Linked DNA regions of Mus musculus: region 2 is linked to region 1. Evidence: chromatin loops called from intact Hi-C (ENCODE). Cell type or tissue: left cerebral cortex. All regions are shown on one strand. Each heading gives the region's core, and the rest is flanking DNA. Links, peaks and the distances in the headings are about the cores only. Region 1 has its middle 42 kb from the start of Gm20752. Region 2 has its middle 150 kb from the start of Lrrc7.

Region 1 (12,666 bases), core at 2,423-10,422:
TAATAAGTGTGAGGTTTCCACAGAAAAATGTGAAAAAGCGATTCTGAAATAGGAGCCAAGTCCGGCTCTTTTCTCACTATTGATTTGCTATATTCAGCATACATACTCTAGGAGGTGAGAATATTTAGTCTCAGTACCCTAGGGGCATTCATCTCATGTCATTAGCAACTTTCCAGGATGAAGAAAATATTCTTTCTCTATTCTCTCTCTCTCTCTCTCTCTCTCTCTCTCTCCCTCCCTCCCCCCCCCTCTCTCTCTCTCTCTCTCTCTCTCTGTGTGTGTAAAATGCATGCATATCTATGAGTATATAATGTGTTTGCATGTATGCTATAGCATGTATGTGGAGGTCAGAGGACCACCTGAATTTTACCTTTTCCTTGCCTTTTACCTTGAATCAGAAAGTTTGTTGTTTGTGTCTGCATAGAGCATGCTAGTTTGCCTGTGAGCACCTAAGGATTCTTCTGTCTCTGGCTTCTATCCCACTGTAGAAGTTATGGAATTTCTGATGTGCACTATCATGCCAGGCTTTACATGGGTTTTGAAGATTAGAACACAGGTCCCCACAATAGCATGACAAAGGTTATACTCACTGAAGTATCTCCTCTGCCCATCTTTTGTGTTGATGAGAAAGTAACTTTTGTTTCTAAATTTTTCTTTCATAAATTCATGTAACATCTCTCAACAGGCCATTAATTATTTTGTGAACTATAGTATTCACTTGATCAAGACATTAATAATTTCTTCTTCTGTGTACCTTCCTTGCCTTGCTTCCTGGGAAATAATCCATTTTGACTACAGAGAACTATTTAAAGAATATTCTTTTACTTTTTTTTTTTTACAAGAACACTGTAATTCTGAAATATCCTAGATTCTAAAACTAAAGCATTATTATAAAAACTCAATGTTCATTTGACACAAGTTCTCACCGTGTAATTCAGACTGGACTCAAGCTCACAATCTTCCTGTCTTCACCTCCTAAATTCTGAATTGCATATTTATACACATCATTAGGGCAAAAGCTAATAAGTCTCAATATATAGATGAACAAGAAGGAGGAGGGCGAAGAGGAGAATGAGAACAAACAACAACAACCACCCATGACTCAGTTGAGGATGAGATGGGATGGAACCAATGTTCCTTACACCCGGGCCTTGATCACATTTTATGGCTGTGCATTTCTATGTTGTGGGAGTTTGTATGCAGAACCTTCCTTTTTAGACATTTAAAGTCTCTTAAAGCTAAGGAATTATTTCTTTTTTGCTTTTGATCATGTGATATTCTCAAAGCAGTTATAGCCAAGAAACCAAAAAGGACAAAAAGGAGTAAGAATACAACTAGAGACTTGATGTGATTAACCCCTCCAAATTCCATATGGCAAGAAAATGTTGGGTTATGTTAGAGAGCCAGCTTGATAGAAAGACTGGGAAGTGATCACTATGTGTATAACAACAACAGCAAAACAAACAAACAAACTCCACAAAACTAATACTCATTAAAAAGGTTATTCTGTGGGACACATGGTAAAAGCCCCTGTCATCCTGACTTTTGCTTTGGCTAGATTTCTTACCTTTTTAATGTTTGGACAGAGAAAGATACAGGAGAAGTTCATTTTAAAACAAAACATTTTTCCCTCAATAATTGGCCTTCATAAAAGCAGAAAAATTTGTAAAAACATAAAACCATGTACTAAATTGAGTAGTGTAAATATTGAAACATTTTACAGTATAGCTTTGTGAAGCAAATAAATTAGTCCACTCCCTTGCCTGAATTCCACAGGAATATTTTTAATCAGTGGTGGGTTTCACATTGTAATATCAAAATCAGATTAAGAAGGCTACATATTTTAGATATAAGTAGACTTATATCTAAAGTTTACTCATTAACCTCCTTGATATTATTATATAGAGATTTAATTATCTATTGATGATATATTAAAACGATATGCTTTTGAGTGCATTGTTTTTATTTCTATAATGAGTATCTGATATTCAGTTTCTTAAACGAAGTCAATAAAGATAATATAAATATATGTTAAATATAAGTGTCTGATATTTGCAATGAGTAATAATGACCAATTAAATTCCAACTCAGGCAAATATACACATATTTATTTCCCTGCAGAGTTTACTATGCGTCCAGTTGGAACAAGAAGTTGACCGGGGCAGCCTGCAAGGCCCACACTATCTTGGAAAAAGAACATTGGCCATCCCATAGCAGTCAGGTCTATCTCTTCCCAGGCTACACACATAATTTGCATGAGTAGGTGGCTTAAGCCACTTAATCAACATGACTCATTTCCTCCCCAACATATGAATCAAAAAAGAATAGCACATGAACACACCCCCAGGTCTCAGTTGACTGATGCTGGTCTCCAGGAAGCACAAAGCAAACATTCTACTTCATTTCAGAGGAGGAATTTTTTTTTTCCTGATGGAAGTACTCTGCCTCTCCTAAAAACTGTTACAGTTCAGTTAATGGCCAAAATTCTGAAACTATTTGTTTTCTCAGAAATTGTTTTAGTGAAATAATGTGTTCCAAGTTGACAAATTTCCTTCACATGGTTACAATTTCACGTCTTAATGGTAAGAAATCTTAGGAATTATACTTTTGTATATACATATTTAATTTAAAAGTGTATAATATCATACTTGTCTACAAAGTTCTGTGATAACATGCCACATTCATCCTCCACTGCCCTCTAATTCTGTCTCCTTCCTACCTATTCCTCTTCTTTTCCCAATATTTCCCCTCTACTATTTATGCCCTTCTTTTCCTTTCTCTTTTCTCCTATTTTAGAATTCATCATTGAAGCAAAAAAACTGAACAATGGGAAGAATAAAGTGCGGCTTACGGGTCTCTTTTCTGCAGCTTGGATACTCAAAAAATGTGGTCCACTCTCAATAGTTTCTTCTCCTACCTCTTTTGTGCCTGGGTGTGATTTCTGTCTTTGCAAGCAAGCTAGAAATAGCCTCAGCTGTGCATGTGCTTGTGGGGGTGGAGAGAGAAAGAAGTGATGTGGAATAAAAAGCAATGGAGGCAGATGGGAGCAAATCGCCCCCACAATTCCTTGGGCTTAGAAGGTTGTACCAGGCACTGTAGATCTTGTGCTGACCATTTCAGTCTCCCCAATTCTGCTCATCATCTTGTAATTCACTGCCACAATCTCTACCCTTTTTTGAAAGCAAGTAGGAAACTGTTTTGGAGGAACTCTCATAGACATGGTGAGTGCTGTAAAGCACAATACCTACTGTAATTTCTCATATGCTGGTGATCTCCAGAAAAGCTCTTGATAAGTCAGCAACTTGTTCACATAGAAATCAGATTCATCATCAAGAAAATACATGGGATGTAATGAACACTGTTCATTGCTGTCAATGCTAAAAGCAGCGTCTCTGAAAGTGTCTCCCTCCCTCCCCACCCTTTTTCTTCCTTTCTTTTCTTTCTCTCCCCTTCATTTCTCCAGATCTCTCTTTATTTTCTTTCTTTCCTTTCTTCTCCCAACCTTCCCTCCCAACTCTCTCCTTCCCACTCTTTATTCCTTTATCTCTTCCTCCCTACTTCACTACTCCATTGGAAAGGCATTTCCCCACCTCCCTAGGGTCTTTTTCTCTGTAATTTTAGACTTTAATTTTTCTAGGATTGGATTGTTAACCATAAAGCACTATTTTTAAAATACTTTTCATCCTTAAGCATTCCATCTGAGTGAGTATAGGTGTGTGCATAGAAACCAAGAGTTTACCCCAGAACTTAAGGAGAGATGATCAGGAAGGTAATCTTACGACCACCACTGGTATCTGCTGTTTTAGAATTAAATTCCATTCAAAATACTGAACCTTGTGTAGGTGGAAAATGGATTGGGCAGCCAAAAGATTGAGTGACTCAGACACAGCAGCCAACTGTGAGGAATGGTTACCAAGCAACTGTCTCAAAGGCTTCCTGGCAGTTCCCTAGAGGATGCTTCCCTAGAGGATGCTGCCCCCTTTCTAGAGAACCCTTCTTTGCTCAAGCTGTAGTTTTTGACTGCAATGTATTTTTCCTTTTGTTTACTCAACCTGTATCCTCTGCCTATGACGCTCTAAGACTGCCTTGCCCTGATACATTCTGCACACGATGATGTTAGCCTCCTCTAAGTTCCAAAATTTCATCTACATTGTTTCATCATAAACTGTACCTAACCTATGCTAAAATCTCTTGATCACTTGAAGTAATTTTATATTTTAGATTCTCTCTAGAATCTAGAGTGTATTTTTATCACACTTATTTTTTAGTTATTTAGTATAACAATAAATCATGACTCATAGTTGAACTTGAACCATCTTATGTAAGTTTTGTTATATTACTTTAGATATGGCTATATGGTGTTAAAACAAAATAATCTGCAATAGAAAATTCTTGCTATTCATCACCTACCTCTCCTACCCTACCACCATTAAATCATGAAATTGGTGATGGGAGTCTCTTTAGTTTACACACTTATCACCTGGGATGGAAGGATCACTTGAGTCCTCAAGTTTGAGAAAACCCTGGAAAACAGAAAAATCCTTACCTCAAGAAACCAAAAACAAACAAATGAACAAAATCAATCAACCAACCAACCAAACCAATCAACCAATCAAACACATAAACAAACAAACAAACAAAAAACCCTGCATTTTCTTTCTAGCCTTTCTTATAATCTATTACTTCTTTGAGCAAATCAACACAAAAAATAATTGTGTAGCTATTTCTCAAATCACAAATTGGCCTTCATGTCACTAAATAGTGAATTAGCCTATAATGGGAAGAAGTAAAAATTTTTAAAAATATTTGTTTTGCTATGTATGATTTTTTTTTTCTAAAGTGCTATAATCTTAGAAAAACTGTAGGTGTGTTCAAAGACTAAAGCTAGTGAGTAACATCTTTTGGAGACAGAAGCACCCCAATCATTCTCTAGTTTGTGTTCTGCTTGGGTTTATGTGCCCATCATTTCTCTACTCAGCAGGTGCCAAGATAATGAGATCCATATGGAACAAATTACTCAGGGGTAATGGGATCTAGTTCTGACAGGAAGAGTTCAGGACACAGAACAGTGCTTTTACTGTGGGAAGAGGCATCGCATCAAGGTCTCATGTAGTCATAGCTTCAATCTCCTTAAAGTGAGAATGACTTTGAACTCCTCTTTCTTTCTCAACTCAAAAATGCTATGATCACAGCAACGTGCCACTATAGTGGCTCTCCTGAGAGTTTATTCTCAGGGCCCAGCCATTTGGTGACTCATTTTAAAACAAAATAAAACATCAAAACAAAACAAAAAGCATATCTCTTAAAGGTATCTTCTGAAGTACATCTAAAAATAAGCAAAAAGTAAATTAATAAATGACAATTTAAAGGATGTATTACTACTTCTAATGAAATATATTCTACTTGAGATTCCCTTTAAGTCCTTTTTGAGGAGTTTCCACATACTGTCTGCTCTTTAGAGAGAAAATAGAATAAGTTCCAGACCCTAAAGCATGATGTTTCAGCCCATTTCTGTTGTTATTCAAATAAAGCTTTTGGTAATTATCATAGTAAATATAAAGATAATCATGTGATTATTTTGTACTCCTTTATTTTTAAAACTCAATGTGAATTACAACTTCTCATTAAACACTGTTATATACTAAGAATCACATAGTGCTTTATGTATGTAGTCTTATTCATATTCATTATTATATGAGGCCTGACTGAGCTTGCGGGGGGGGGGGGGGAGATGATAGAAATAATGATGATGATTGATGTTGTTGTTGTTGTTGATGATGATGATGATAACACATGTTCCTGTATCTATTGACAGGTTCTTCACTCTTGAGGCAAATGATACTGACTTTGTTTTGCAGATCGGGTGAATGAGGCACTCTGAAGGCAACAGTCTGCTTGGTTTTATACAGCTCAGAAAATGCAAAATTAGATTCTGATTCCAAATCTTGTTGCAAAGGTACAAGCTCTTAACCAAAATGCCCTGCTGTCCTACAAATATCTTTTGCTGTGCTTTTTCATATGTTTGTCAGAATGGAACTGTGGACATGAAATGAGTTAGAAGTAGTATGTTGTTATTTATATGTTGGATCGAATCCACTCTTTCCTATGAAGGCATTGCTCATTTCAAGGGTCAACAAAACATTGTCAAATCCTGTAATTTTGTAGAGAAAGTTTGGCAGGATGGACGCAGCCATAGACATTTGTTATATATTATCTTGGCTAAATCTGGAAGAATCAAGCAGCTGCAACAGAGACTCATATAACTTGTAAAATCTGAGATATTTATTATCTGGTATTTTACAAGAAAATTTGGCAATTCTTAAATTACTAATAACTGATACACAACCTCATATTTCCTGTTTCTAAACTAACCCTTGCTGTCACTGATAGTCAATTGAAATGCAATCAATAAACAAATATGTGGACTATACTTGTGATTGAAAGGTGCTTGTTGTCACTGGTGGTGATTTAGACAGAGAAATGGAAGCAATGATAAGTCATTAATCAGAGCTGATGGAGCACCAGCTAACATAGAAGGACAGTTTTCTGTGGCCTGAATTTCTCCTCAAATTTGAAGTGAAAGCTCCTTTATTTTACAATAGAAATCACTTAGAAAATGTTTCTTCTTTCTGAGGACCCTACCATTCAATCTTGCAGGCCTTGCAGAACATTATAGCTTATGAAAAATCCAAATGAACTAAGTCTAATGAACTATCTACCTTCATATTGGAAGGTGCAGTATGAAAAGAGCTAACTGCAAGTCTCCAAGAAGCACTGTACAGCAAATGAAAAATTGGGGGTGGGGGTGTGCTCTTCATTCTGGAACATTCAGAAATTTTATTTCAACCTTAAATCTCATAATCTTGTTCTTAAATACCAAGCATAAAATTGCCATAGCACTCACTGTGTTCTTACCCTTGAGAGGGACATTCATTTCAAGCTTCTGATTTTGGTTTTATGTAGAGAGCATGTAGAGAACAATGACCGCTCAATTATCTGAAAGGAATACTGTGCATGTAGATTTCCAAGACACCCACACCCCAGAGATAACGCCAGGGAGCTAATCAAATGCTTTTCTGCCTGCACAACTGTGATACCCAAAGCTGCTAGGAGCATCATTTTTAGATATCCGTGGGAGGGATTCTTTTTGTAATTCCACATTTCTTCCACTCCCACCACATGTCTAGGCTTTGCCTTCCAGAGGCATTGCTACACTTTCAGAGATTTTCCTTTTTCTCCCCTACCTCGTCTTCCCTCCATACCATCCTCCTCACCTCTCTGCCAAGGACTGGGCTTCTGGGTTAAGTGGCCCTCTAGTGTTACAGTTGATGTTTTAAGAACTAGCAGAATTCTTGCCTGCCTATGGATCCAATTCCCCAACTGAGCTGCTTTGTCTGGCCTCAGTGGGAGGGGGTTGCCTAGTTCTGCAGTGATTTGATGTGGTAAGTTGGTACCCAGGAGGGCCTCCCCATTCTCAGAGGAGAAGAGAAGAGGGAATGGGGTGAGAGACTGTGAGGGGGACTGGGTGGAGAAAGGTTGTCTGAGATAAGGATGTATAGTGAATAAATAATTTTTAAAATTTATTTATTCATCTATAACCCAAGATCAGTGCGTCCTCTCCTCCCAGTACCCCTCCCTGAAAGTTCCTTCCCTATTCCACCTTCCCCTTCTCTTTTGAGGGGACCCCCCTCTGGGTATTATTCCTTCTCCTCCACTAACACTCTCCCACACACCACACACACCACCACACACACACACAATGCACACACAATGCACATCAAGTTGCTTCCAGACTTGGAAGCAGGTGTATTCTCTCCTGCTGAGGCCAGTCCATTTAGGGGCAGGAGATCCACAGGCAAGCAGGCAGGTAGACAGGCAACAGGTTCAGGGACAGCTTGCCACAGTTGTTGGGGGCCCTTCATTAAAACCAAACTGTTCACCTGCTACATATGTGCAAGGGTCTTAGGTTCAGCCTGTGCTCACTCTGTGGTTGGTGACTTAGTCTCTGTGAACCCCCAAGAGTCCAGGTTAGATGACTCTGTTGGTTTTCCTGTGGAGTTCCTGTACTCTTTGGGTCCCTCAATATTTCTCTCAACCCGTCCATCAGACTCCCAGATCTCCATCTAATGTTTCAGTGAGAGCTTCTGCACCTCTTTTCATTGGCTGCTAGGTGGAGCCTCTCAGAGGACACTGATGTTCCTGTCTGGGACCATAACAAAGTGTCATTAATAGTGTCAAGGATTGATTCTTGCCCATTGGATGGGTCTCAATTTAGGCCAGTCATTGATTGGCCATTCAGACAGTCTCTGCTCTATCTTTGTCACTATTTATTTTGTAAGCAGAACACATTTTGGGTCAAAGGCTTTATGGGTGGGTTGCTGTCCTTATCCCTATACTGTTTGGGTATGGTTAGTGGCCATATCAGGACTCATATCCCCCCACTGATAGGAGTCCCAGCTAAAATTGCCCCCCAGAGATCTTCTGGGTCCTCTGACAATCCCAGGTCTCTGACATGTCCTAAAGACTGCCCCCCACCACCACTTATCTCCTTTCTCCCACCCCCACTGTCCCTACATAAGATTTCTCCAATCCCTGACAGCCTTCCCATCCCCTCTTCTACACAGTTCTCTCCTTCCATGGGTCTATATTTATTTAGTTTCCCCTCCTGAGAAAATTTCAATCATCCTCCCTTGGGCCCTCCTTGTTACTTGGCTTCTTTGGATCTGATGATTATAGTATGGTTATCCTGTACTTTATAGCTAATATCCATTTACAAGTACATACATGGCATGCATGTCCTTTTGGGTCTGGGTTACCTCATTCAAGATAATATTTTCTAGTTACATCCATTTGCTTGTGAAATTCATGTCTTTATTTTTAATAACTGAACAGTATTCTATCATATAGATATGCCATGTTTTCTTTACACATTCTTCCACTGTGGAACGTTATGGTAGACTCCAGTTTCTGGCTATTATGAATAAAACTGCCACGAACATAGTGGAATAAGTATTCTTGTGTTATGGTGGAATATTTTTTGGGTATATGCCCAGGAGTAGTATAGCTGGGTCTTGAGGTACAGCTGAAAGATCCTGGCAGAATGTAAAAGGACACAGAAGCCCTGAAATTGGCAAGATAGACGTCAGTGTTAGCAGAACTAGCTTCACTGATTTAGAAAAATAGAGGTGCACAATGCTCTGGCCACTCCTTGAACCTGTGTGTCTGCCAATGTTCTGACCAGGTGTGTGCCCATTGCTGCACCTTCATTAGACTCTTTCCTTGTACCCCTCCCATACCCATTTCTTGAGAATAGACATTGTTTAGATCTGGAAATCCCCTAATCTCACCCTTCTCCTTTCCCCCCTGAGGGCCTATAAAAACTGGGAACTCTTTCCCCTCCCTCGAGGACGACTCCTCTACCCCTGCGTGGGATATGAGTCGTCCCCAGAGCTCTGGCTTTCCCCGAATAAAGCCTCATGTGGTTTGCAACAAGCTCGGTCTGTCGTGAGTTCTTGGGTGTCCGCTATTGTCCTGAGGCCTGAGCGAGGGGCTCCTCTTGGAGTCTTTCACAGCTATTTCCAATCTTCTAAGAAACTGCCAAATTAGGGGAGTGGGGAGGGTGTGGGAGACTTTTGGGATAGCATTGGAAATGTAATTGAGGAAAATACGTTAAAAAAAAAAAAAGAAACTGCCAAATTGATTTTCAGAGTAGTTGCACAAGTTAGCACACCCACCAGCATATAGGAAAGTTGCCCTTGTTCCACATCCTTGGCATTCTGTGGTGTCCTTTGAATTTTTGATCTTAATCATTCTGATGGGTATAAAGTGACATCTTGGGGTTGTTTTTATCTGCACTTCCCTGATGATTAAGGTCACTGAACATTTTTGTAGGTACTTCTTAGCCATTTGAGGTTCCTCTGTTGAGAATTCTGTTTAGCTCTGTAACTATTTTTTAATTGGGTTATTTTGATTTTTGTTGTCTAACTTCTTGAATTCTTTATATATTTTGGACATCAGCCCTCTCAGATGTAGGGTTAGTGAAGATCTTTTCCAACTTGTAGACTGTCATTTTATTCTAATGGCAGCATCCTTTGACTTACAGAAGCTTTTCAGTTTTATGAGGGTCCATTTATAAATTCTTGACCTTAGTGCCTGAGCCATTGGTGTTCTGTTAAAGAAATTGTCTCCTACACCAAAATGTTGTAGGTCACTCTCAATTTTGTCTTCTATTAAATTTAGTTTATCTTGTTTAATGTGGAGGCCTTTGATCCACTTGGACTTGAGTTTTGTGTAAGGTAATAAATATGAACCAATTTATACTTTTCTTCCTGCAGACATCAAGTTAGACCAGCACCATTTGTTGAAGATGTTCTCCCTTCTCAATTTTGGCTTCTTTGCCAAAAATCAAGTGTCCATAGGTGTGTTGATTTGTTTCAGGTTCTTCATATCAATTTCATTTGTCAACCTGTTAGTTTTTGTGTAATACTATGGACTTTTTTTTTTTTTACTATTGCTCAAATGTACAGGTTGAGGTGAGAGATGGTTCAAGATCTGTAAAGAATTATGTTGGAATTTTGATGGGGATTGCATTGAATCTGTAGATTGCTTTTGATAAGATGGATATTTTCACAGTTATTCCTTCTGTTCCACAAGTGTGGAAGATCTCTCCATCCTCTGATATCTTCCTCAGTTTCTTTCTTCATAGAGTTGAAGTTCTTGTCATATAAATCTTTTAATTGCTTGATTAGAGTTATATATACCAAGGTATTTTTGTATTACTTGTAGCTAATGTGACGGTTGTTGTTTCCTTAACTTCTTCCTCAGTCTGCCTATCATTTGTATAAAGGAGAGTTACTGGTTTTTTTGAGTTAATTTTGTAGTCAGACACTTTGCTGAAATTGTTTATCAGCTATAGGGGTTCTGTGGTAGAATTTTTGGGGTCATTTATGCATACTATTATATCTTCTGCAAATAATGATACTTTTACTTCTTCCTATCTAATTTGTTTCCCCTGGAACTCCTCTACCTGTCTTATTGCTCTAGCTGAAACTTCAAGTATTATATTGAAGAGATAGGGAGAGTGAACATCCTTGTCTTGTCCCAGGTTTTAGTGGAGTTGCTCTAAAATTATCTCTATATAATTTGATGTTGGCTATTGGCTTGCTGTATATTGCTTTATTGTGTTTAGGTATTTACCTTGTATCCATGCTCTCTCTAAGACTTCTATCATGAAGAGATGTTGGATTTTGTCAAATGCTTTTCTGGCATCAGTGAGATGATATTATGGATTTACTTTTCAGTTTGATTACATGGTGGCTTACACTGATGAATTTTCATATATTGAACTACTGCTGTATCTCAGGGATGAAGCCTACTATATCATGGTGGATGATGCCTTTGATGTATTCTTGGATTCTTTTCATGAGTATTTTATTGAGTATTTTTGCATCACTTTTCATGAGGGAAATTGGTCTGAAATTCTATTTCTTTATTGAGTCTTTGTATGGTTTAGGTATCAGGGTGATTGTGGTCTCATAGAATGAGTTTTCCAATGTTCCTTCTATTTCAATTTTGTTGAATAGTTGAGGACTATTGTCATTAGCTCGTCTTTGAAGATCTGGTAGAATTCTCTGCTAAAAGCATCTGGCCTTTAGTTGGTTAGGAAGCTTTTATTGACTGTTTCTATTTCTTTTGGGATTATAGGACTATTCAGATAGTTATCTTGATCTTTATTTAGCTTTGGTAATTGCTATCTGACTAAGAAATCCTCAATTTCATTTAGATTTTCCAATTTTGTGGAGCACAGGTTTTTAAAGTAAGAACTAATGATTCTTTGAATTTCCTCAGTGTCTGTTGTTATGTCTCCCTTTTCATTTCTGATTTTGTTAATTTGGGTACAAATATACTTTCTCTCTCTCTCTCTCTCTCTCTCTCTCTCTCTCTCTCTCTCTCTCTCTGCCTTTTAGTTAGTTTGGCTAAGGGTTTGTTTATCTTGTTGATTTTCTCAAAAAATATATATATATTCCATTTGAATCATAACCTCTGTTAGTTTCATTATTTTTCTGTTTAGTTTCTCTCTTGATGATATGTCTATTGGTGAGAGTGGGATGCTGAGGTCTCCTGTTATTAATATGTGAGGCCCAGTGCATGGTTTACATTGTAGTAATGTTCTTTTATGAATGTGTGTGCCCTTGCATTTGGGGGATAGATGTTCAGAAGTAGGATGTTCTCTTGGTATTTTTTTTAAACCTTTGATGAGTATCAAGTGTTCTTCCTTCTTTCTTTTGATTGCTTTTGGTTTAATGTCTATTTTATTAGATATTAGAATGGCTGCCCCAGCTTGTTTCTTATGTTTGTTTGCTTGTAAAACACTTTTCCAGTCCTTTTTACTGAGACAATGACTATCTTTGATTCTGAGATGTGTTTCTTATATACAACAGAACAATAAGTTTTGTTTACCCATCCATTTTGTTACCTGTGTCTTTTTACTGGGGAGTTGAGAGATATTAATGACCAATGATTGTTAATTCTTGTTATTTTGATGTTAGTGATCGTTGAGTGTGTGTGTGTGTGTGTGTGCATCTGTGTGATTCACTTTTGTTGGTTTAAATTTTGAGAAATGTTTTCTTTCTTTTTCTCTTGAGTACAGATAGCATCAGCATCATT
Region 2 (12,666 bases), core at 1,471-9,470, 330 kb before region 1:
ATAAGTGACCCTAAATATTCTACCAGAGAACTCCTAAGCCTGATAAACAGGTTCGGTGAAGTAGCTGGATATAAAATAAACTCAAACAAGTCAATGGCCTTTTTCTATACAAAGAATAAACAGGCTGAGAATGAAATTAGGGAAACAACACCCTTCTCAATAGTCACAAATAATATAAAATACCTTGGCGTGACTCTAACTAAGGAAGTGAAAGATCTGTATGATAAAAACTTCAAATCTCTGAAGAAAGAAATTAAAGAAGATCTCAGAAGATGGAAAGATCTCCCATGCTCATGGATTGGCAGGATCAACATTGTAAAAATAGCTATCTTGCCGAAAGCAATCTACAGATTCAATGCAATCCCCATCAAAATTCCAACTCAATTCTTCAACGAATTAGAAGGAGCAATTTGCAAATTCATCTGGAATAACAAAAAACCTAGGATAGCAAAAAGTCTTCTCAAGGATAAAAGAACCTCTGGTAGAATCACCATGCCTGACCTAAAGCTTTACTACAGAGCAATTGTGATAAAAACTGCATGGTACTGGTATAGAGACAGACAAGTAGACCAATGGAATAGAATTCAAGACCCAGAAATGAACGCACACACCTATGGTCACTTGATCTTCGACAAGGGAGCTAAAACCATTCAGTGGAAGAAAGACAACATTTTCAACAATTGGTGCTTGGACATCTGGTTGTTATCATGTAGAAGAATGCGAATCAATCCATACTTATCTCCTTGTACTAAGGTCAAATCTAAGTGGATCAAGGAACTTCACATAAAACCAGAGACACTGAATCTTATAGAGGAGAAAGTGGGGAAAAGCCTTGAAGATATGGGCACAGGGGAAAAATTCCTGAACAGAACAGTAATGGCTTGTACTGTAAGATCGAGAATTGACAAATGGGACCTAATGAAACTCCAAAGTTTCTGCAAGGCAAAAGACACTGTCAGTAAGACAAAAAGACCACAAACAGATTGGGAAAGGATCATTACCTATCCTAAATCAGATAGGGGACTAATATCCAACATATATAAAGAACTCAAGAAGGTGGACTTCAGAAAATCTAATAACCCCATTAAAAAATGGGGCTCAGAACTGAACAAAGAATTCTCACCTGAGGAATACCGAATGGCAGAGAAACAGCTGAAAAAATGTTCAACATCCTTAATCATCAGGGAAATGCAAATCAAAACAACCCTGGGATTCCACCTCACACCAGTCAGAATGTCTAAGATCAAAAATTCAGGTGACAGCAGATGTTGGCGTGGATGTGGAGAAAGAGGAACACTCCTCCATTGTTGGTGGGATTGCAGGCTTGTACAACCACTCTGGAAATCAGTCTGGCGGTTCCTCAGAAAATTGGACATAGTACTACCGGAGGATCCAGCAATACCTCTCCTGGGCATATATCCAGAAGATGCCCCAACGGGTAAGTAGGACACATGCTCCACTATGTTTATAGCAGCCTTATTTATAATAGCCAGAAGCTGGAAAGAACCCAGATGCCCCTCAACAGAGGAATGGATACAGAAAATGTGGTACATCTACACAATGGAGTACTACTCAGCTATTAAAAAGAATGAATTTATGAAATTCCTAACCAAATGGATGGACCTGGAGGGCATCATCCTGAGTGAGGTAACACATTCACAAAGGAACTCCCACAATATGTACTCACTGATAAGTGGATATTAGCCCAAAACTTAGGATACCCAAGATATAAGATACAATTTCCTAAACACATGAAACTCAAGAATAATGAAGACTGAAGTGTGGACACTATGCCCCTCCTTAGAAGTGGGAACAAAATACCCTTGGAAGGAGTTACAGAGACAAAGTTTGGAGCTGAGATGAAAGGATGGACCATGTAGAGACTGCCATATCCAGGGATCCACCCCATAATCAGCATCCAAACGCTGACACCATTGCACACACTAGCAAGATTTTATTGAAAGGACCCAGATGTAGCTGTCTCTTGTGAGACTATGCCGGGGCCTAGTAAACACAGAAGTGGATGCTCACAGTCAGCTAATGGATGGATCACAGGGCTCCCAATGGAGGAGCTAGAGAAAGTAGCCAAGGAGCTAAAGGGATCTGCAACCCTATAGGTGGATCAACATTATGAACTAACCAGTACCCCGGAGCTCTTGACTCTAGCTGCATATGTATCAAATGATGGCCTAGTCGGCCATCACTGGAAAGAGAGGCCCATTGGACATGCAAACTTTATATGCCCCAGAACAGGGGAACGCCAGGGCCAAAAAGGGGGAGTGGGCGGGTAGGGGAGTGGGGGTGGGTGGGTATGGGGGACTTTTGGTATAGCATTGGAAATGTAAATGAGCTAAATACCTAATAAAAAATGGAAAGAAAAAACAAAAAACAAACAAACAAACAAACAAACAAAAGAATCTCACACAATATGTACTCACTGATAAGTCGATATTAGCCCCAAACCTAGGATACCCAAGATATAAGATACAATTTGCTAAACACATGAAACTCAAGAAGAATGAAGACTGAAGTGTGAAAACTATGCTCCTCCTTAGAATTGGGAACAAAACACCCATGGAAGGAGTTACAGAGCCAAAGTTTGGAGCTGAGATGAAAGGATGGACCACGTAGAGACTGCCATATCCAGGGATTCACCCCATAATCAGCATCCAAACGCTGACACCATTGCATACACTAGCAAGATTTTATTGAAAGGACCCAGATGTAGCTGTCTCTTGTGAGACTATGCCGGGGCCTAGCAAACACAGAAGTGGATGCTCACAGTCAGCTAATGGATGGATCACAGGGCTCCCAATGGAGGAGCTAGAGAAAGTAGCCAAGGAGCTAAAGGGATCTTCAACCCTATAGGTGGAACAACATTATGAACTAACCAGTACCCCGGAGCTCTTGACTCTAGCTGCATATATATCAAAAGATGGCCTAGTCGGCCATCACTGGAAAGAGAGGCCCATTGGACTTGCAAACTTTATACGCCCCAGTACAGGGGAACGCCAGGGCCAAAAAGGGGGAGTGGGTGGGCAGGGGAGTGGGGTGGGTGGGTATGGGGGACTTTTGGTATAGCATTGGAAATGTAAATGAGCTAAATACCTAATAAAAAATGAAAAAAAAAAAAGACTGTTCAGAGAAATGCAGAGGATAGACACCTGGCACGTGAAGTTTTAGAGGGAAATTTGAAAGTTAAAACAAAACAAAACAAAACATAACCCAAAAAACTCTACTGGAACTGTTGAATATTTTTAATTAAGAATCCATGGTTCTGATTAGCTGGAGCTGAGAAAGTTGCAGTGAATAAGAAGAGACAGGCAATCACCAAAGTGAAATGTTCTGGGAAATGTTTTGAGTCAGCACACAGAAGCTGTGTTCCAGAGGTTGCCAAAGATGTGCCTCAATGCTGGCAGCTGAACTTGATATGTAAGAATTACCCAGGTGGCACCTCTTTTGAAGGCATGAAGGGTCATGGAGAGCATCAGGAGCTTGGCACTGTAAGAAGCCAGGGGAAGCCACTGATGATAGTGCAGAATCACTACCAGTGGATGCCCTAGGATTAAAAGGATCCTGCAGAGTGGAGGACAGGCACCTTAAAGAGCCCAGAAGAGGCTATTGGTAAATGTGCAGCCCAATCATGGAATGACCACTAAATATCAGTTGAGTACAGCAAATTCAGGGAAACTCTACAGTCAATAGTAAGGCTGGAAAATTCCTTCTTCATTGGTCCCTGAGACACTATTATCAGTTACAGCACAAGAGATCATGTGCCAAAGAAACTGTGGCACACATCTAGAGATTTAAAAGCACACGCGTTTAGATTTTGTTAAACAAAGAAAAAAATGTCCTGATTAGTGTTGAATATATGATACAAGAAAATCCTTGAGAAATGACATCCATTGCAGTTAAAGGATTATTAGAGAGAAAGCTCTGTCCTCATTTGTGTTTTAAAATGCTGTCAAATACACTGTACTGATTAAACACTTGCCATAAATCCACAAGACAGGAAAAACGACAAACATCAAGCCATTAGCACATCCTTTGCCATAGAGGAGAGGGAGCCTATTATTTCAAAAACATCAAAGTGCTCTTGGTAAAGATTGCTAACCAAGATGCCAGCTCCAAAATTACCACTGAAGATAGATCTTTACATCTCTGGGGTAGAACCTTCACATCCACTACAGGTGAAACCTGTGAGATTCCCAAGCACATTTTCATTTCTTTGAAGGATTCCTCTTTCAAATATGTTTTCAAAGAATAAAATATCCTGCATTACAGATATTCTTTTTTTTTAAGTGGTTTTATTTTTTTACATTCTAAATATGGTCCTTCTTCTTGGTCCGGCCTCCAGGAGTTCTTCACCCCATCACCCTTCCCCTTAATCTTTGAGAGGATGCTCTCCCAAAGCCCCCTCTAAACACCTTACCCCCATTCTCACCTCCCCACCTTTACATTCCTCTTCCCTGGGGCATCAAGACTCTACAGGATTAGGCACATCCTCTTCTAGTGAGATAAGACAGGCAGCCCTCTGCTACTTATGTGTCAGGGGCCACAGACCAGTCCATATATTCTCTTTGGTTGGTCTCTGAGAACAGGCAGGCATCTAGATTAGTTGATGTTATTGGTCTTCCTATGGGGTTGCCATACCCTTAATCTCTTTTAGTCATTCCTCTAACTCTTCCAGTCATTCAAAATTCCTCTGTTGAGAATTCTCTGTTTAGCTCTGTACCAAATTTTTAAGTTGGATTATTTCTTTTTTTTTTTAGTCTAACTTCTTGAATTTTTTAAATATATTTTGGATATTAGCCCTCGTTTTGGATGTAGGTTTCCTGAAGATCTTTTCCCAATCTGTAGGTTGCCCTTTTGTCTTATTGGCAGCATCCTTGAGGCATATGCTTATAATAAAGACATTTCTTGGACATTTTCTCTTTAGAAAAATTTTAATTTTCTGTGAGCACCCTGTCTTATTTTGAGATTCATTGCTGTGAAGAGACACCATGATCAAGGCAACTCTTTTGTAAAGGACAATATTTAATTGGGTGTAGTTTACAGTTTCAGATGTTTAGTCCATTTTCATGTGCCCAATCCTGTAGAAACTTGTGGCAGAAAGCATGGTAGCATCTAGGCAGATATGGTGTTAGAGAAGGAGCTGACTGTTCTGCATCTTGATCTGACTGTAGCCAAAAGAGACTAGAAGTGGCACTAGGAGCTCTCAAAACCCATCTCACAGTGATGCATTTCCTCCAAAAGGGCTAAACCTATTCCAAAAGGTCACTCTTCCTAATAGTGGCACTCCCCAGGGGCCAAATATATTCAAATCCCCACCCCCTGGCTTACTTTGTGTGATAACCTATAGGAAGCTCCATTTTCATTCTGTTTTATTTCTTCCTTTCCTTCTTCCAGGCTGACTAAGGGTCTCACAGGGTGATAATCAGAAGACAAATATTATATTCCGTTTCTAACAATTCCAACTTATAGGCATGGAATGAACATAAAAAAGTTATAGGCTTTCCTATACAAAAGTGGTTAAAAGACAATGAAAGGAGTTGGTAGTATAAAGTGATTTTGGAGTCCACGTGGATAGAATTCAAATAATGTCCTTTGACTCAACATCTGGGTCAGAAAGTAAACCTTTGTGGCTCTTTGCTCTGCCCTCTAGCCACCTCGTTGTACTCTCAGGGTTGCAGGGTTTTCCTGTCAATCATGAAAAATTACAGCTTTTGGAGTTGAGAACATTTGTGTGCTTCCAATAGAATTTTAGGGGGTCAAGAACTTCTTTAGTTTTGTAGTCTTTTGAGCCTTATCTATAATGGAAGTATTTCTATTGACCTAATTTTAAGGAGTTCCTGTGGATGTTATGGGGGATTCATTCTGCTAGACAAAAGCCATATCTACAGACTTCTAAAATAATTTTCAACCCTGGTTCTGGTTTGCAGTTTAGAGACAGCTCTTGAAAGCTTCCTAAAAGTGATTTGATTGAGAGGATCTGCTGGACACACCCTTAATCTCCTGTGGATGAATATTATAACCCTGTGATCTCTCCAGGTTATGTCACAGGACAGTAGAATCAAATCACAAGCCTTTCTCCTAGCATGAGCATATGAAGCATACCTCCAGAAAATCTCCTCTTAAATAACCTCCTGTTTCTCTCTCCTTGTCCTCATTTACACTTATTGCATTGCATTTTATTATAAGTAGCAAAAACAACAAAATTAGATCTCGACTCTTTACTTCATTTTGCTTGAATATTTCTTTAGATCTATATTCACAGTATCCATATTTATCAATTACATAAGTTCTGTCTTCACACACACACACACACACACACACACACACACACACACACACAACTGTAGGCAGTTTCTACTACCCCACCCTAAGCATCAAGCATCCAGCTCTCTTGCTCTACTTTACAATAGTGTCAATGGCATTTTCAGTGTTCACACTTCCATTAAAAGTGTTTGAGCAACATAAGCTTTTCCCAGTATAGTACTCATCATTCTCCTCCAAAAACCAACTTACTCCTGCTCAGTTCCTAGGTCAGTCCTCGTTTTTAGTTATTTATGACAGTCATGTTCCACCCCTAGGCAGTAGAATTTGTTAGCTTTTTATTGCAGTATAACACATTGCCATAATTTAACAGTTTGAAACTAGACTCCTTTACCCACTCATTTTTATAACTCTTTATAAGTCTGGGAATGGCACAGTAAGATTCTCTACTCAAGGCACACAGGCTGATGTCCAATTGTCTTCTGGGACTGAGAGGTACACTACCTTTTTGAAGAAGTTGATTCCTAGGGATTGTGGAGCTATGGCCACCCATCCTTGTTGGTTACCAGCTGAGTACCACTCTGAATACTTGCTAGTCTAGCCATTCTATTGGCAGTTTATGAAATGAGTGCTGACTCTCACTCTGTCCAGACAGACTCATCTCTTGGATACTTGGTACCAACTGAAAAAAAAAATACTAAGGGTTTAAAAGCACATCTGATCTCTATTAAAGTCAATTCTCTGTGAATCTAAGGGCAACATGAATCAGTCATCCTTGTCCCTAGGATAAGACAGTGCATGCTCATTGGATTGTCAGAAATCGTAGGGGACAACTTAAAATTCCATATACCATGATAATAATATTTTGACATATACAATGCTTAATTTTTAAAGCTTGTGTAAACTGAGTAAGATTCATTTTTTGTAGTTGTTGATTTTGTTTTTTTTTGTTTTTGTTTTTGTTTTTGTTTTTGTTTTTGTTTTTGTTTTCAAGACAGGGTTTCTCTGTATAGCTCTGGCTAGCCTGGAACTCACTTTGTAGACCAGGCTGGCCTCGAACTCAGAAATCCACCTGCCTCTGCCTCCGAAGTGCTGGGATTAAAGGCGTGCGCCACCACCGCCCGGCCTGAGTGAGATTCTTTTTGTTTCCACAAGAGCAAGGCAACAATAATAGCTACAAAGTTACCAAAATTATTGTATCCTAAGTTTTAATATTTTAACTATTTTGTCATGAATCCCAATGAAATCCTTCTTGAGATAACAAAATTCTATATCCCAAATATGGCTGAAATTCAAGTTTTATATGTAATGATTTATAAAGAAAATTCTTTTAAACACAAAAACTTCAGTTTTACTCAGAGATCAATCATATCTCATTTAAATATTCAGCTTATAGAAATGTTTATGGAAATAAGACCAACAATGCATATTTTTACCTTGTATGCAGTTTTATATTAATGAATACAAATGACATGTACCAATGATAAAAACAGCTTGTGCTTTTAAACTGCAGATGAGGAAGACTTGTAGACCTCAATGGTAGTGTTGGCTACCACAAAACACCCAGGGATATCAAAACAAAACAACAAAACAAAACAGCATCCAAAATGTTTCTGGGTCCCAGTCCTAATGTTTCTTTTTTTTTTTTCTCCATTTTTTATTAGGTATTTAGCTCATTTACATTTCCAATGCTATACCAAAAGTCCCCCATACCCACCCACCCCCACTCCCCTACCCACCCACTCCCCCTTTTTGGCCCTGGCGTTCCCCTGTACTGGGGCATATAAAATTTGCAAGTCCTATGGGCCTCTCTTTCCAGTGATGGCCAACTAGGCCATCTTTTGATACATATGCAGCTAGAGTCAAGAGCTCCGGGGTACTGGTTAGTTCATAATGTTGTTCCACCTATAGGGTTGCAGATCCCTTTAGCTCCTTGGCTAATTTCTCTAGCTCCTCCATTGGGAGCCCTGTGATCCATCCATTAGCTGACTGTGAGCATCCACTTCTGTGTTTGCTAGGCCCCGGCATAGTCTCACAAGAGACAGCTACATCTGGGTCCTTTCAATAAAATCTTGCTAGTGTATGCAATGGTGTCAGCGTTTGGATGCTGATTATGGGGTGGATCCCTGGATATGGCAGTCTCTACATGGTCCATCCTTTCATCTCAGCTCCAAACTTTGTCTCTGTAACTCCTTCCATGGGTGTTTTGTTCCCACTTCTAAGGAGGGGCATAGTGTCCATACTTCAGTCTTCATTCTTCTTGAGTTTCATGTGTTTAGCAAATTGTATCTTATATCTTGGGCATCCTAGGTTTGGGGCTAATATCCACTTATCAGTGAGTATATATTGTGTGAGTTCCTTTGTGAATGTGTTACCTCACTCAGGATGATGCCCTCCAGGTCCATCCATTTGGCTAGAAATTTCATAAATTCATTCTTTTTAATAGCTGAGTAGTACTCCATTGTGTAGATGTACCACATTTTCTGTATCCATTCCTCTGTTGAGGGGCATCTGGGTTCTTTCCAGCTTCTGGCTATTATAAATAAGGCTGCTATGAACATAGTGGAGCATGTGTCCTTCTTACCCATTGGGGCATCTTCTGGATATATGCCCAGGAGAGGTATTGCTGGATCCTCCGGTAGTACTATGTCCAATTTTCTGAGGAACCGCCAGACTGATTTCCAGAGTGGTTGTACAAGCCTGCAATCCCACCAACAATGGAGGAGTGTTCCTCTTTCTCCACATCCACGCCAACATCTGCTGTCACCTGAATTTTTGATCTTAGCCATTCTGACTGGTGTGAGGTGGAATCCCAGGGTTGTTTTGATTTGCATTTCCCTGATGATTAAGGATGTTGAACATTTTTTTCAGGTGCTTCTCTGCCATTCGGTATTCCTCAGGTGAGAATTCTTTGTTCAGTTCTGAGCCCCATTTTTTAATGGGGTTATTTGATTTTCTGAAGTCCACCTTCTTGAGTTCTTTATATATGTTGGATATTAGTCCCCTATCTGATTTAGGATAGGTAAAGATCCTTTCCCAATCTGTTGGTGGTCTTTTTTTTCTTATTGACGGTGTCTTTTGCCTTATTCAGTGAAGACTATGGCTATAATTAATCTTGTAGCTGACATGAGCCAAGATGCTCAGGGAGCTGTGGCCTAAAGTAAGTGAGAAAAGATTTAAAAATCAAATGCTAGCAAGAAACTTGTTATGTTAATTTTAATGTTAACCTTCAGATATATGTATTGAATTGGGTGTTTATTATAAAGGAAAATACCCAGATACTCACTGAATGGTCAGGAGAGAAAACAACCAGTCAACCAGTTAACACCCACACAAATCCAGAGCTAGAACAGTGAAAACAACACACAAACAAACAAACAAACAATAATGCTCTCTTAACCCCACTCAACAATGTCCCTTCCAGAGTTTAAAACACTTTCCAATAATCTTTGTTCTTGAATTTCAATGCTAAGGGCTAGTATTCTCTTTTTTATGTTTTATGTAAATGAAGTGAAAATGGTTTTATTATTGAGATTATCTTCTCTTCCATTCCCCATTCCCTTTTACTTTTTCTTTTCCTTCCCTTCCTTTTCTTTATTTCTCATTCTCTCTGATTTGGTCACCATTCTGCTGTTGGACAGAGATACTATGAGCAAGAAAACTCTTTTGAAAGAAATCATTTAATTTGAGGCTTGCTTATAGTTTCAGAAGCTTAGTTCATTATCATCATGAAGGAAGAAGGTGCAAGCAGGAAGTGCTGGAGCATTAATTGAGAGGTGTATAGCTGATATCTAATATCTGATCAGCTGATAGCTCTTATGTAAGAATAAGGAGAGCCTCAGCCTGATGTTGGCTTCTAAAATCTCAAAACACTTCCCTATTGACACAGTTTCACCAAAAATTTCATACCCAGTCCAGCAAGGCCACATCTCCCAATGCTCCTAATCCTTTCAAATTGTGCCATTCCTTGGGAACTATATGGTCAAATATACAAGCCAGTGTGGGCCATTCTTTTTTTTTTTTTTTTTTGGTTTTTCGAGACAGGGTTTCTCTGTATAGCCCTGGCTGTCCTGGAACTCACTTTGTAGACCAGGCTTGCCTCAAACTCAAAAATCCGCCTGCCTCTGCCTCCCGAGTGCTGGTATTAAAGGCCACCATGCCCAGCTAGTGTGGGCCATTCTTATTCAAAGCATAACACCTTCTTTTGCAGACTTTTTTGTTTTGTTTTGTTTTGCTTTTTCAAGCATGCTTGGCAAGCTATCTACCTTTGGAATAAATATCCAGCATTAGAGATGGGATGTTTTTCCTCTTCCTTTTTGACTGCGTGCATATTTTCTTGAGTATGGGAGCACTTGTTCATGAACAGGCATTTTTGAGGGGAGAAGAAGTTGTATGTCTTCCATCATTTTTCAGGTTTTTATTTTACTTTATTTTTTGACAGTGTATTTTTGTTTGTTTGTTTTTCAGTGTTTGTTTGTTTGGTTTTTTTTTTTCTGTGCCTGAATCTACTGATTCTCACTAGTCTACCTGTTGTGCCATAAGAGCTTTATTCACTGAAATATTACCACAGCCTAAAGCTTAGACATTGTTTGACTCAACATATTGTCTGCATGATTAACCCAGCAATTTTATGTAACAGAGGTATTTTTCTTTGCATGTTATATGTTTCATCAGATGTTTAAATATTACAGTGTCCTTGTCTGTTGGTGAACATTTTAAAATATTTTCAGTGAAGAGCAATTGTGAATAATGGCACTACAAGTATGTTCTCATTCAAGTCTGTCTTTTGGTATATATTAATGTGTGGTTCTAGGTGAAGTTTTACATAGCAAGAATGTTTATTTAATAATTCACGTATAAGTTTTCCCAGTTTTTCTCAACTGTTGCTAATCCAATTGTCATTTTTTTCAATTTCCTTTTCATCTTAACTATCCAGAGGTCTGATGATGGCATATTACTGTTTGTTTCTCTCTGTTGTCTTAATAATACCTAGATATCTGTTCTGACACAGGTACACACATACATGCACATGCACACTCACATGCACACACACATACACACACAGACACAATATGTATGTGTGTGTGTGTGTGTGTGTGTGTGTGTGCATCAGTGTGTCTTCAGTTCCTGGCTGATAACTTCATACTTAGGGTACACCATTGAAACTAGAATTTTCTTCCCAGAGGTGCTTCAGAAAAGAACTAGTCTTTCCTGTTTTTCTGTCTTGTGCTGATGTTAAAGAAATTCCCTGATTTGCTATGTCACTGAGTGGTTTTCTTCAAGAGGGTCCTGCCCCATGTTCTGGAGGGAAGCATGCTACACCTAAATGCAGGAAGGGTTGGTGCAAAAGTAAAAGATGTCTTGCTTAGGTGTCCCAATCTATTAGCTGTCATTGCTCTGAAGTAAAGTTTGTTGATAAATTCACTTAAATATATGTTTTGCTTCATATCAGTCGGAGTCAGAGAAACATGAATTGACTGATTTCTTATCTCTTTTAGGAAATTTGGTAGGCAATGGAAGTATTAAATTACATTCTGAAAATATTTCAGGTGATGTAGATCAGTTTGAACTCTTCTACTTAGGATGGTCAGGATATTTCAGACTGTATACTAAAATATCTTTGTGTAAATATACAAAGCTTTTGGTCAAGTCTTTTGTCTATGATTTTCTCTTGGTTTGCCTGAGTTTTGCTTACTGATTTGTGAAAACTCTATAATCTGCCACAAATTGGTTTGGAGTATCCTAGCTCACTCAAGCAAAAAGAAAGACCAGCTTGATTCCATCACTTCTGTTCCTCTGTCTTTCTCCTCACTTTCAACCTTGGTTATATTTAAGCAATGGGGTGATATAAGGCTTAGGAGTTAATGAGGCTATGTCTTTATTTTTTGGTGTACCAAAAATAGTAAAGAAGAAAGGGATATTATGAATCCAAGTAATTATTTTAACTGATATTTTCAAGCACTGGAGAAAATAATTTGGTGCATTTATTATTTTGTGACCACTGGTAGAACCTGAAGTATAATACATAAAAATTACATGAGTTGTAAAAGTTCTGACTGCATGTTGTTTGAAGGTTTCTAAACACATGGTTAGTACTTAGATTTGTAGGTGTAAGTGCATACTTGCAGAAGATCAACATTTTAATGTTTTCCAGGAAAACATAATTCACATACACCCTAATATTTAATAGTATGAAGTCTGGCCACAAGCATTACCCACTTGGGTCTTCTTCAGTCACATAATTTAAAAATTTCTTGATTTTTGTTCTCCAATTTCCCAATGTGGAAACTGAGGCACAGAGAGGCAAACCATCGGGGCAAAAGAACTTTCAAATGGAACTGAGCGTCCTGGTGCCAAAGTAAATGTTTGTCTCATTATATCAGCCAGATC

Evidence for each region. Hi-C counts contacts between places; a loop is a spot of excess contacts. Peaks named below come from ENCODE experiments on the same cell type or tissue, not always from the same donor. Only the 100,000 strongest peaks of a DNase experiment are listed, where the experiment ranks them.
Region 2: a loop joins it to region 1, with 5 times the contacts of the local background. A loop is called at or near these places in 2 of 42 quality-filtered maps.

The regions. Positions count from the first base shown.
Region 1 is chr3:159,027,851-159,040,516 of GRCm38, forward strand. No RefSeq gene overlaps it. Among named protein-coding and RNA genes, the nearest start is that of Gm20752, 42 kb to the right of the region's middle. In left cerebral cortex, for the core only: CTCF peaks have their summits at 3,972 and 7,320; DNase peaks (open chromatin) are centred at 3,010, 3,899 and 7,134; H3K27ac peaks cover 4,523 bases.
Region 2 is chr3:158,701,128-158,713,793 of GRCm38, forward strand. No RefSeq gene overlaps it. Among named protein-coding and RNA genes, the nearest start is that of Lrrc7, 150 kb to the left of the region's middle. In left cerebral cortex, for the core only: no CTCF peak of the experiment used is centred there; DNase peaks (open chromatin) are centred at 6,076 and 6,454.